Linked DNA regions of Homo sapiens: region 1 is linked to region 2. Evidence: read pairs that join two places in POLR2A ChIA-PET (ENCODE). Cell type or tissue: OCI-LY7. All regions are shown on one strand. Links, peaks and the distances in the headings refer to the core of each region. The heading gives the core; the rest is flanking DNA.

Evidence for each region. Peaks named below come from ENCODE experiments on the same cell type or tissue, not always from the same donor. Only the 100,000 strongest peaks of a DNase experiment are listed, where the experiment ranks them.
Region 1: POLR2A ChIA-PET joins it to region 2 with 5 read pairs; 1 of 35 experiments calls an interaction of 5 or more read pairs at or near these places.

The regions. Positions count from the first base shown.
Region 1 is chr12:98,223,974-98,230,153 of GRCh38, reverse strand. No RefSeq gene overlaps it. Among named protein-coding and RNA genes, the nearest start is that of MIR4303, 230 kb to the right of the region's middle. RefSeq lists a cis regulatory region at 2,569 and an enhancer at 2,485-2,654. In OCI-LY7, for the core only: a CTCF peak has its summit at 2,803 (motif pointing left); DNase peaks (open chromatin) are centred at 3,723 and 5,193; H3K4me3 peaks cover 1,233 bases; H3K27ac peaks cover 2,658 bases.
Region 2 is chr12:98,488,694-98,495,949 of GRCh38, reverse strand. LINC02453 (long intergenic non-protein coding RNA 2453) reads left to right here. Exons shown (of 4, transcript NR_038383.1): 3 at 2,466-2,519. Among named protein-coding and RNA genes, the nearest start is that of TRD-GTC1-1, 11 kb to the left of the region's middle. RefSeq lists a silencer at 5,125-5,419. In OCI-LY7, for the core only: CTCF peaks have their summits at 4,580 and 4,784 (motif pointing left); a DNase peak (open chromatin) is centred at 4,769; H3K4me3 peaks cover 590 bases; H3K27ac peaks cover 515 bases.

The DNA of each region.
Region 1 (6,180 bases), core at 1,181-6,180, 260 kb after region 2:
CATATTTTTCAACAGATTCATTAAATGTCTGCAGACATTAGACAAAATGCTCCCATAATGCTATACTATTTAATCCTTCCCACAGTCCTAAGATTTGAACACTTTCCAGATAAAGGGATGCCAATCTAGAGAGAGTCAATAATTTTTTTTTAGGTTACAAAGCTGATAGGCTTCAAAGCAGAAATGTAGCCCAATTCTGTCTGATTCCAAACCATATACTGTTTTCACCAGATCATGTTGTTAAAATAGAAGATCATCTTTATGATTATTTTGGGCATGCTTCTTTCTCCTCTATGAGATTCCAAGGCCCTGGGTCTGGACTGTGTCTTATTTCTTCTGGAATTCCCTATGTCTTCTTGCACATGGGAGGAAGAAAACAAAAGCTGATCAAATTGCTAGAAGTGAACAGAGCGAGTATCTCAAATTTCGTTCCAATAAAGCTTCAGAATGAATTATGGAATTTTGCTCATGCATTTAATCCCTATTTATAGTCCATTAATCCACACATTTATAAGTTCTTGGTGAAAGGCTTTTCAGAAGGATTTTTGAAGCTATGGAATATGGGGTTTGCTTTCATTGCCATCCAACTGTGGAGCATTCTGGTGGATATTCTCTGGGGCTAGGTCAGTGGGCAGAATTTCCAGTGTTAATTATCTGCATCCTATCTTGATGCTGGAAAACTGCAAGGTGTTGCTTGTCCATCACCTCCGGGGTGCCTGATTGCTTTCCAGGCAAGCCAGAGCCTCATCATACTTTCATCTAGAAGCGACAGCTTCCTCTTTTCAGTTCTCATAGAACTCTATCTGCACCTCTCCTTTGACCATCTCTCACTTCCTACCTGGCATTACAATCGTGTATGTGGATCTCTTATTTCCCTGATGTGTGGTAAGCATCTTAAGGTCATGGACCATGTCTGATTCATCCTCATGTTCCCCACTGTGCTCACTGGGTGCTTGGCACATAGTAGGAGCTCAATACAGTTTAAAAAAGTGATTAAAGTAGGTTCTAAATTCAGCAAATATTGCTCCTCCTATTTTACTGGTACCATTTCAGCATTTTTGCTGCTGCCCACTATTCATATGGGTGGTATGAGCTGAAATTGCTGAAGAGAGATGTAATTTCCCTTGTTAATATAATTACTACCATATATTATCACAGCGCTAAAGTCATAACATTCTCATTTTCAGTGGCCTATACACATCACCAGAATTATCTCTGGAGGAGAAATTTATCATGTTTGTTTTCAGTCTCAGAGTGAAATGCTGCCAAGTTTGGTGAATACGTGCTCAGCCCCGTTTGAGTGACAAGTGAGTGAATAAATGGGGACATTTCACCTCTCATGAAAAAAAAAAAAAACAACAAAAACCGTCAGGCTCTTATTTGCATCCAGATAATTTATTAACTGTTTGGATTCCTAATTCAGGGCAGGGGGAGGGTAGTGAGCATGCTTTTCTCTGCGGGTCTTTCATAGTTTGGGAAAATAATAAACGAGGAGCTGAAGAACCTGGAGAGGAAGGGGGAGGGGAAAGAATATTTACATTTTGCTCATTATGAGGGCAGCAGGCCCATCTGGGGCAGGCTAATGGCCTTGTCAGCTAAACTGAGGGTAGACAAGGACAAGATTTTCAACTGTGAGTGTGTGATCAGCCTGTAGTAGTCAATAACTCTAAGACATGCTTATTTTTCGTTTTGGGGAAAGAGATTCTGCTTCTAGCAGTCTTATCTCAGCCTGGGACTTAAAGGGGTCTTTAGCTGAAGCAAGACCAATCTGGTCCTTGTCATGTTCTTGGGTGGATAGAAGTGGGGCATCTAGGCTGGGTGTGGTAGCTCATGCCTGTAATCCCAGCATGCTGGGAGGTCAAGGTGGGAGGGTCACTTGAGCCCAGAAATTTGAGATCAGCCTGGGCAGCATAGTGAGACCCCATTTCTACAGAAAATTGAAAAATTAGTTGAGCATAGTGACATGCACCTATATTCCTATCTACTTGGAAAGCTGAGATAGGAGGATTGCTTGAGCCTAAGTTAAGTTAATGTTACAGTGAACTATGGTTACACCACTCTACTGCAGCCTGGGTGACAGAGCAAGACCCTGTCTAAAAAAAAAATAATAAAAGGCAGGACATCTGTTCTGCACTTTGGTATTGCTACTGGAAGGTCAGCCATGAGGTGCAGGCCTGGCGCTTCTGTGGCCATCCACGTCCTCTACCCAGAACTAGCTGAAGACAGCACCAGTGACAAGGTGGGTCCCTGCAGGGAGTCAGGGCCTCTCATCAGGGAATCTAGGCTGCAAGAAAGTGGCAGAGGCAAGTTCAGAGTCCAGGAGCTGGGGTATGGCTAGGATTTTAATAAGCCAAGAGAGGGCTCCTACAAAGAGACAGAACCTAAAATAAAGGGTTCCCAAGGAACAGACTCCAAACTTGGGCACTAGAACTTGTAACTACTTTACGTCTCCCTCAGAAACATCCATTTCCTAGCTGCATCATCTCCAAAGTCCTTGGCCTTGACCCTTCCTAGCTGTTCTTCGACTGCAGTGGCTTTCAATTCTGCTGTGCATTAGGGTTGCGCTGCGGTGTGTTATGCTAGGGAACCTATAAAAGAGAGATGTCCTGTCTTCTTCCCTGGACATGTATGTGTTTGTATATACGTGTATGTACACACAGATACATATTTTATAAATATAATGCAGACGTACACAGTTATGTATTTACCCCTAGGAGATTTGAATGCATAGTCAGGTCAAGAACTGCTATTAGATGTTGTGAGAGGAGGAAGTAGAAGCTTGAGCATCCCCTGGAGGCCAACAGGAACATTACCGGAACAGAAGCGCTCATGGCAAGTTCATAGCTTACAGCTACTATTTATGAAATACGGACTCTGTGCCAAACACTTTCTTTATGAACTCATCTGATTTCATATGTCTCTACAAAGTAGATTTTATTAATGCTATCTTAGAGATGAGAACGCTAAAGACCAAGGTCCCACAGTTGAACTGGACCTTGAACCCAAGTTAGGATGGGACCATTGCTTCCTTGATCTGCCTGATTCATATGGTTATTGTAATGATTTCAACCTGAGTTATAGGTTATTATAGTTTTAAGTTTAAGAGTTTGGGCTCTAGAATCAGACTTAAATATATTCAAATTCTGGCTTTGCAATTTAAAGCTAGGTGATTGGGACAAATTACTTAACTTCTTTGACTGTATTAGTCCGTTTTCAAGCTGCTGATAGACACATACCTGAGACTGGCTAATTTATAAAGAAAAAGAGGTTTAATGGGCTCACAGTTCCACATGGCTGGGAAGGCCTCACAATCAAGGTGGAAGGTGGAAGGTGAAAGGCACATCTTCCATGGTGGCAGACAAGAAAGAAGTGAGAACCAAGTGAAAGGGTTTCCCCTTATAAAACCATCAGCTCTCATGAGACTTATTCACTACCATGAGAACAGTATGGGGAAACCTACCCCATGATTCAATTATCTCCTACCGGGTCCCTCCCACAACATGTGGGAATTATGGAAGCTATAATTCAAGATGAGATTTGGGTGGGGTCAGAGCCAAATCATATCACTGACCCTCAGTTTTCTCACCTGTACAATGGGAATAGAATGGCTGAGATGCTTAAATGAGATAATTCTTGTGAAGCTTGTAGGATACTGGCTGGTTCAAACTAAGTAACTAGTAAGCATTTCCTGTTATCATCAGAACTGTCTCAGGAACCAGAAGCAGGTTAGGAAATACAGGTGTCGAGCTTAGAAACCCAGCTGTGAGGAACTGGAAAACATATTTCAGAAAGATGTATGGGGCATGCTGGTGCAGGCTTGTATGAACTTTCTATGCCAGTCTCGATAGGTTAGGACATGGGAAAAATGAGGAAACCTGCAAATAAAGTTAATCAATGATGCTCTTAGGTGCCTCCTTTCCCAAATTCCTCCTCCTTGAAACCCCTCCCCCCATTGCTCCTCCATCCTTTCTGTCTAATATGCTCTCTGCCAGCTGTGATTGAATGCTTGGATCCAATCTCAGGTGATAATGGCTTAAGAAGGTACCTGTCCTAGGAGTATTTTACCTTTTTTAAGAGATTCAATTAACCTTCAAGACCTGAAAGAATTAATCTGTAATGATATAATTTAAGGCCCTGTGAGGGGTAATGGGAAAATAGCATTGGGCGGAGGCTTTTTCCTTTGGTCATTCGAAATGGAATGCTGCTTTACCTGCTCAAGGGACTGCCACCAGATGGTCATCTGGATGGCAGGGACCACCTCCAATTTATCTTAGAATCCTCCCAAGTCTTGTGTTTGGCCGTAGGGACACAGTAAATTCTCAAAATCTTTTTATTGAGTAAAATTTACAGAACATATTTAGTTGTCATCTTAATGTTGCTTCTGTTTAGGTATTCCTGAATGCTTAATAAACTTTACTACAAGGTTTTGAAATGTGAAAACAATTAGTGAAGTAAGTGATTAAATTTTATACCCTTAATCATTTTAACTTTTTTACTCTGTGTTCATTTTTTTCACATGCATTCATTCAGCAAATGTATATGGAGTGTCTATTCTGTGCCAGTCGCTGGAGGAAACGTTTTGGGTTGAGGGTCTTCTTTCCAGACTCTTTGGGCTGGTTTTCTCCTAGTCTTCTTGAAGTTGGGCCATCTCTTTTTCAGCTCTTTCTTCACCATGTGAATGCCTAGCTTTTTGGATCTAGCTGTTCAGGCACCCTCTTTCTTAAGCTCCTGACTCTTTCCTAGTCTCACTGTAAGTGTATCTTGGAAGGGTGTTTATATTCTATGTATTCAAAAAAGGAAGTAAAAAAAAAAATCCATCAACCCTCAGGTAACAGTTAAATCTGATGGAGATTTCACCAAATGAATTATGGAGTCCATCTCTTACTTTTATTATTTAGAACCTAGTCTTGCTGTGACTCTTGGTGAACTTGCAGCTCTGATGTTAATAAATAACTCATCCTCGGTCACTTAGCTGGCTTCCAAAGGAGATTGTGTGCAGAATGTCCCCCCCACACCCCGCAGCTGTATTAGTGTGTGTTGAGGCCAGCCCTACATTTGGAGTAAAGGGTGAAAAAAACGTTAGTCATTGAATTTTCAGTGATAGTAGACCAGAGAACAATAACTTTGCATTTTGACCATTTTCACACATGTAGTTTTCACTTTCGGTTGCATTCATTTTAGTTTATTGTTTCAATTTTTCATGTTGGACAATTTTGACAGTTGAGAAGGCAGTGACTCTGGGGACCAGCTGTGTGAGCTTTAAAATATGAAAAGGGGGAAGGGATGACTGCATGATGACAGAGAGCAGAATGAGAGTAGTGGGGCCAATGTGGGAGGGTATAAGAGGAGACAGAAAGGCAGAGGAGACGACAGCATGAGGAAAAATGCCAAGTATGGAAATAGATGTCACTTCTTCCAGGGCCTGGCCAAAGCTCATATGATACTCTGTTATAGCCTTTCTGCAGCAACAATGCTCATTCAACATTGATTTATGGTGTTTGGGTTTACATAGCCCTGGCCACATACTGCAGAAAAGCAGATCACATGGAGGGTGGGTAGGGGAGAAAAATGTTTTAAGGTGCAACCCCTCTCTTGGCTATTTCCTGATTCTCTCTTGGGGCTGCTTTGTGAAGTGAGGTGGCAGAGGTAGTCTTTTTGTGCTGAGTGGTAGTAGGTGGAATGGGAGACGCATAGACTTTGGAGCCAAACAGACCCAGGTTGGAGTTCCAGTTCTGCCACTCACTGGCTGTGCCACTTAGGCCAAGTGGCTTCACTTCCCTGACTCTTCAGTTCGAAATCTGTAAAATGGAGATAATAATAAACATCTTGTAGGACATCAGTAACTATTAGCATTGACTTATTGCTGTGGTGGTTAATTTTATGTGTCGACTTCTTCACTGAACCACAGGGTGTCCAGATATCTGATTAAACCTTACTCTGGGTGTTTCCAGAAGAGATTAACATTGGAATTGGTAGACTGAGTAAAGCAGATCGTCTTCTCCAATGTGGGTGGGCATTGTCGAATCTGTTGAAGGCCTCAAGAGAACAAAAAGGCAGAGGAAGGGAGAATTTGCTTTTTTCTGCCTGACTGTTAGAGATGGGGCATCAGTCATCTCCCTGTCTGGGACCAGGATTTATACCAATAGTGCTCCTGGTTCTCAGGCCTTCAGACTCATACTG
Region 2 (7,256 bases), core at 2,257-7,256:
GAGGCAAAGATTGCAGCGAGCTGAGATTGAGCCATTGCACTCTAGCCTAGGTGACAGAGCCAGACACTGTCTCCAAACAAACAAACAAACAAACAAACATACATTTATCCTAAGATCCAGCAACACTGCTCGTAGATATTGACCTGAGAGAAATGAAGACATATGTCCACAAAAAACCCTGCACACTTATGTTTATAATGGCTGTATTTATAATAGTCAAAAACTGGAAACTACCCAAATTTTGGAAATTTGAGTTTAATAGATTATGGGAAATTACAAGAACTTACTGTCCATAAACATTAAAATTGAAAGGTGAATGTTTTTGATTTGGGCCTGGAAGGCAAATTAGATGGATACATGTTTAAATTATTAAAGTGAGGGGTGGGGAAGATATTCGGGATGCTCATACTTCACTATTCCCCAGTCTTTATTTATTTATTTATTTATTTATTTATTATTTTTTGAGACAGAGTCTTACTCTGTTGCCCAAACTGGAGTGCACTGGCGCCGTATCGGCTCTGCATCCTCTACCTCCTGGGTTCAAGTGATTCTTCTGCCTCAGTCTCCTGAGTAGTTGGGATTACAGGTGTGCACCACCACGACCGGCTAAGTTTTTTGTATTTTTAGTAGAGACGGGGTTTCACCATGTTGGTCAGGCTGGTCTCAAACTCCTGACCTCAAATCATCTGCCTGCCTTGGCCTCCCAAAGTGCTGGGATTATAGGCATGAGCCACTGGGCCCAGCCTCTAATTTATTTAAATAATAATTTAAAGTTAAAACTGAGAGGAGGTGGGTGGACCTCGAGGTCAGGAATTCAAGACCAGGTTGGCCAATATGGTGAAACCCTGTCTCTACTAAAAATACAAAAATTATCTGGGCATGGTGGCATGTACTTGTAATCCCAGCTACTGGAGAATTGCTTGAACTGGGACCCTGGAGGCGTAGGTTACAGTAAGCCGAGATCACGCCACTGCACTCCAGCCTGGGCGACAGAGCGAGGCTCTGTCTCAAAAAAAAAGCAAAAAACAAAAAACTGAGAGGCAAAAGTCTGTCTCCCTTCAGCTCGACTAACACTTAGTCTTTTCTTTCCCTCCTTATTTAAAAAAATAAATCTTTATTGATTTATCTTTTGTGCCAAGCATGGAGATAGGCATTGGGCACAAAAAATTAGTAAGACTCACTTCTTGCCCTCAAGGAACTCAAATTTCTTGAGGGAGGTGGACTTTTAACTGATAGTTACAATACAATTTGGTAAGTGCTATGGTGGAGGCATAGCTCATGCTGATGGAGAGCCTGCTATGCCTTAGGCTTCAAGTGCCTTATATAATATTAACCATTGTCCAAGGACAAAGTTATAACAGATTTAAAGATCTTAATTGGCTTCCATTTGTGATTCTAAAATCAGGCAACATCTCATTCCATAAAATAGAATGAGTATTTCAATGAGCTGAACAGAAGAGTTTGGCTTTTATTTTATTTTTGAGACAGAGTTCCGCTCTTGGTGCCCAGGCTGGAGTGCAGTGGCACAACCTCAGCCCACTGCAACTTCTGCCTCCCAGGTTCAAGAGATTCTCCTGCCTGAGCCTCTTGAGTAGCTGGGATTACAGGTGCCCACCACCATGCCCAACTAATTTTTTGTAGTTTTAGTAGAGACGGGGTTTCACCATGTTGGCCAGGCTGGTCTCAAACTCCTGACCTCAGGTGATCCACCTGCTTTGGCCTCCCAAAATGCAGGGATTACAGGCATAAGCCACCTTGCCTGGCCAAGGTTGGCTTTATAGACAAAAAAGGGTTGAGCAAAGCAGAAACAGAAAACACAAAGTGGATTGGTGCTTTAAAGTTACTTTCCGTTTAAAGGTTAAAGCAGAGTGGACCTTCTTATCATTCCAGCGAAAACTGACCTGCTTGGGGATTTGACTATTATATCTCGCTGCTGATTTCTTTCTCTCTTTTTTTTCTCTCCTTTTTTTGAGACAGGGTCTTGCCCTGTCACCCAGGCTGGGGTGATCACAGCTCATTGCAATCCCTGCCTGAACCGGTCTTCTCACCTCAGCCTCTGGAGTAGCTGGGATCAGAGGCACGCGTCACTATGCCACTAATATTTTGTATTTTTTGTAGAGGGATGGTGGTGGTGTTGGGGGGTGGGGGCTCTCCATGTTGCCCAGGTTGGTCTTGAACTCCTGATCTCAAGCTCAGCACCTGCCTTGGCGTCCCAAAGTGCTGAGATTACAGGTGTGAGCCACCATGCTCCGCCCCCTCCTGATTTCTTGGAAGGTCAGATAAACAACTTATTTTCAGCTTAGTGGTGTGGAACTCCAGCATGAGTGACTCTATTTTGGTTTGTCTGTTGGGCCTAGTGTAGGAACTCAGTTCAAACCAATGACTTACTATACATTTTATTTAATACCATTTAATCCTTATTTAAATCCTATGAGTTTGCTATAATAATTTTCTCCTTTTTACAGTGAGGAAACTGAGGCACTGGAAGATGAAGGCTACAGAGGTAGAAAGTGATGGAGGTATGTGCAGAATACTACGGGATTACAGAGAGGGAAGGGCTGGAGTGGTCAAAGAAAGACCTATTTTTAGCTGGGCCACCAAAGAATGATGATGAACTTAGAAAAAGAATGGGGGAAATGTTTTCCAGCACTTAGGGAACAGAGAAACATTAATACAAAGGCTCAGAGCATGTGGCAATTTGGGAAAAGTGGCAATGCGGGAAAGAGTATATGGTGGAGGGGCTGCTGCTTAGGGGACTGGAGTGGCAGGGGGCAGGAAATGTCTTCACCTTTCATTATAATGCATGACTGGGGAGAATTAAACATCACAATCTTTGAGGAACTGACAGGAACCTTACCTATCTTCTTGATCCTTTCGTTATACAGATAAGGAAACTGAGGCCAGACAGCTCCAGTGATTTAACTAAATTCCTGTGGCCGAGAACATCACCTTTATCTGTTGCTGTAAATTAAGGAATCTGTGGGCTTAGTGATTAGGTGTCCCTCAGAGGTTTTCAGGGCCTCAGATCTTGCCATCACTTTCCTTAGAGTTATCTGTTCCTGGGCTGGCCTAAGCTTCCTGTCCTTTAAGGAACCTGCCTGCCAACATTGGCCCCAACCCAACAGGAGATCAGTGACCTCCGTTTTCCTGACTTTTTTCCTGCCCTACTGACCACCTGCTGACCTATCCCGGTTAATAGCTTTACTGATCTGTCTAGCTTTGAGGCAAACACTAGCCCCAGTGTGAGGAACAAAGGGTCCTGGTGACCCACACCCCCTGGCCCTTTGGCATTCAGTCCTCAGGCTACCCAGAAGGACAAATTATTCAGCCTGTTTGGGGTGGGATGGAACAGTTTCTACTTCTTTTCTTTGGATTTTTTTTTTTTTTTTGAGACCCGTCTCACTCTGTCACCCAGGCTGGAGTGCAGTGGTGTGACCTTGGCTCACTGCAACCTGCGCCTCCCAAGTTCAAGCAATTTTCATGCCTCAGCTGCCCGATTAGCTGGGACTACAGGTGCGGGCCACCATGCCTGGCTAATTTTTGTATTTTTAATAGGGATAGGGTTTCACCATGTTGACCAGGCTGGTCTCAAATTCCTGACCTTGTGATCCGCCTTGGACTTCCAAAGTGCTGGGATTACAGGTGTGAGCCACTGCGACAGGCCTTTTCTTTAGTCTTTCCGTGTTTTCTAAACACAAAGCAACAGAAAAACTTCTGCTTCAAATGCATGACTCAGGTCTGGCATTCAAGTTGCTGCTATTTTGGGAAAAAAGCTGCCTGTAGCTTTTGAAATTTCTTATTCTCCTACCTGTGATTAACTCATATGATTAGCAAAGTTTTATTATCAGAATTTATCAATAAAATGAAGTTAGTGATCTAGAAAATAAGAAGAGAACCAGCACAAAATAGCACGCAGAATCCCATTTTTTTTCTATGCATTTGTAAGTACTGGAAACGTCTGGTGGCTGGGTGCGGTGGCTCATGCCTGTAATCCCAGCACTTTGGGAGGCTGAGGCGGGAGGACCACTTGAGGTCAGGAGTTCGAGACCAGGCTGGCCAACAGAGTGAAACCCCGTCTCTACTAAAAATACAAAAATTAGCTGGGCGTGGTGGTGGGTGCCTATAATCCTAGCTACTCGGGAGGCTGAGGCAGGAGAATCACTTGAATCTGGGAGGCGGAGGTTGCAGTGAGCCTAGATCGCGCCATTATACTCCAGCATGGGGACAGAGTGAGACTCCGTCTCAAAAAAAAAAAAAAAAAAAAGGAAGAAAGAAAGAAGAAAACATCTGGAAAGAAGTAGCTGAAGATATTAAAAGTAGTTATATCTGGGTTAAGAGTGTGTTGATGATCGCTGTTCTTTTTGCTATTCCACCTTTTCTAAATTTTCTACTATGTGCATATATTGAACTCAGAAAAGCAAACAATAAAATTTTCTTTAAAGTTATTAATATTAGGCAAAGCAAATAGCTCAAATGTACATTTGTGATAGTCCTCTTAGCCTATGACATGTTGAGTAATGTATTCTAGTTTGGTTTTCCTTGTTAGCCAGATTTCATTATTTTGCAGCTTAAGTTGTTTATTTCTAGTTCCTTAAGGTGGGGAGGAGGTGAGGAGGTGAGGAGGGTGAAGAAGCAAATTCCACTTCAGTAAAACAGGGCGTGCAGCCTTTTCCCCTGAGTCCCTTTGTCTCAAGGCCCCTGTGTTCCGGGTCTTTTGTTGTTCTCTGCATGGACTTTGATTCGAGATTTAAAGAAAAACAAGTGCTGGCCCTCCTTGCGCCCTCTGGTGTCCCAGTGAGGTATAACCGGACAAACCGCACAAAGATCACAGCCATTTTCACACAGCGCTCCCCCGACACAGTGATGCCTGGAGACGGGAATGTCTGGAATCTTAGAGGAAGGAATCACACACCGACAAGCATGGCAGGCTTAGTCTTTGAAACTTAATCAGAGCCTGTAAGTATGGATACTGTTTTTTAAAAAATTAAAAGCAGTATCTGGACTGCAAGTATTTAAAAAACCTAATAGGAAATAAGTCAACTCTCAAAGCATTTGGCACAGCTTTCTGGGTTCTAAAACTAAGAAAATCTTACTACATATGTTGTTTTATAAATACAGCATAAACCAGTACTTTGTTATTTGTTTTAAAAATTTCTTTTAGAGACAGGGTCTTGCTCTGTCACCCAGGCGGGAGAGCAGTGGTGCAATCTTAGCTCACTGCAGCCTTGAATTCCTGGCCTCGGGTGATCCTCCATGCTTCCGCCTCCCAAAGGACTGGGTTTACAGGTGTGAGTCACTGTGCCTGGCCTAGAACTTTGGATTAATTGCAAATAAATTAGGTGAAAGAGAGGTCTGGATACCTAGGCTTTAGCTTGACTGAGGATAATGATTTCCGCAACTTTAAGCTTTACCATGTAGACCAAAAATAAAATTCTAAGCTCCCCAATCAGTTGAATGGATGCCTCCTTGTCCAGGGGCATTCCAAAGTTACCTGAAACGCTAGTTCATGTCATGATGGGAACAGGTGGTCAGACAAGCCTCATTATACTCTCCTCCCTTTGGGACAGAGTCCCTTTGGGATTCAGGCACATCTGACCAGCATTAACATAAGTCTGACAAAGAAGGCTTTTTGTAGCAGTAAGATACCAACATGACAGACAGCAGGCCCTGAAGTAAATTGAAGTAGTTTACCCCAAAAAATATATATATATTTTTGACACATTTTGAAATGGCCCTGCAAAGGTGTCTCTTGTGGGGAAAATCTACTTTCAGTAGAGAATCCCCTTCCCTTTCCAGATATTTTTCCTTAACCAGGAGAGAATTTACTGAGAGTCTTGCACCTTAAAAAGGTAAAAAATAAAATTTTTGGCTGGGCATGGTGACTCACGCCTATAATCCCAGCACTTTGGGAGGCCAAGGCAGGTGAATCACCTGAAGGTCAGGAGTTCGAGACCAGCCAGGCCAACATGGTGAAACCCCATCTCTGGCTAATACAAAAATTAGCCAGGCATGGGGTGGGGGTGTGGGCGCCTGTAATCCTAGCTACTTGGGAGGCTGAGGCAGGAGAATTACTTGAACCTGGGAGGTGGAGGTTGCAGTGAGCCGAGATCACACCATTGCACTCCAGCCTGGGCAACAAGAGCGAAACTTCGTCTCAAAAAATAAAATAAAATAAAATAAAATAAAAAAAATAAATAAAAATTAAAAGTTTTACAATCTGACCTGGTGCTGTGGCCCACTCCTGTAATCCCAGCACTTTGGGAAGCCGAGGCAGGTGGGTTGCTTGAGCCCAGGAGTTCGAGATAAGTCTGGGCAACACGGTGAAACCCTGTCTCTACTAAAAATACAAAAATTACCAGGACGTAGTGGCGCGCATCTGTAATCCCAGCTACTCCAGAGGCTGAGAGGTGCGAGGATGGCTTGAGCCTGGGAGGTTGAGGCTGCAGTTAGCTGAGATTGCACCACTGCACTCCAGCCTGGGTGATGGAGTGAGACCCAGAAATAATTACAATGTGTTCTTTCTGAAGCCTGCTACCTGGAGGCTTTATCTGCATAACAAGAACCTTGGTTTTCGCAACCCCTTATCTTAATTCAGGCACTCCCTTCTATAAATTTCAGGTCTTTAGATAAACTCTTTCAACTAACTCCCAATCAGAAAATCTTTGAATTCACTCATGATGTAGAAGCGCCCCATCCACCCTCACTGAACCAATGTACATCTTACATGTATTTTTTGATGTCTTCTGTCTCTCTAAAATGTGTAATAAAAAGCTGTAGTCCGACCACTTTGAGCACACGTTCTCAGGATTTCCTGGGGCTGTGTCACTGGCCATGGTCACTCATATTTGGCTCAGAATAAGTCTCTTCAAATATTTTACAGAGTTTGACTCTTTTCTTCATCGACAATCAATATGTGAGAGTTGATACTGAAGGTCCCTTTTGTCTATAATATACTTCATTCTATCGCATTTTTCACCAGACTGTTTTGTTTGGTTTTTATAGAGATGAGATCTCACTTTGTTGCCCAGCCTGGTCTCTTGGGCTTAGGAGATCCTCCCTCCTCAGCCTTCTAAAGTTCTGGGATTACATGTGCGAGCCCCCACCCTCAAACTGTGCCTTTTTTTTTTTTTTTTGAGCCCGAGTCTCACTCTGTCACCCAGGCTGGAGTATAGTGCCACGATCTCGGCTCACTGCAACCTCCACCTCCCGGGTTCAAGCATTTCTCCCTGCTTCAGCCTCCCGAGTAGCTGGGATTA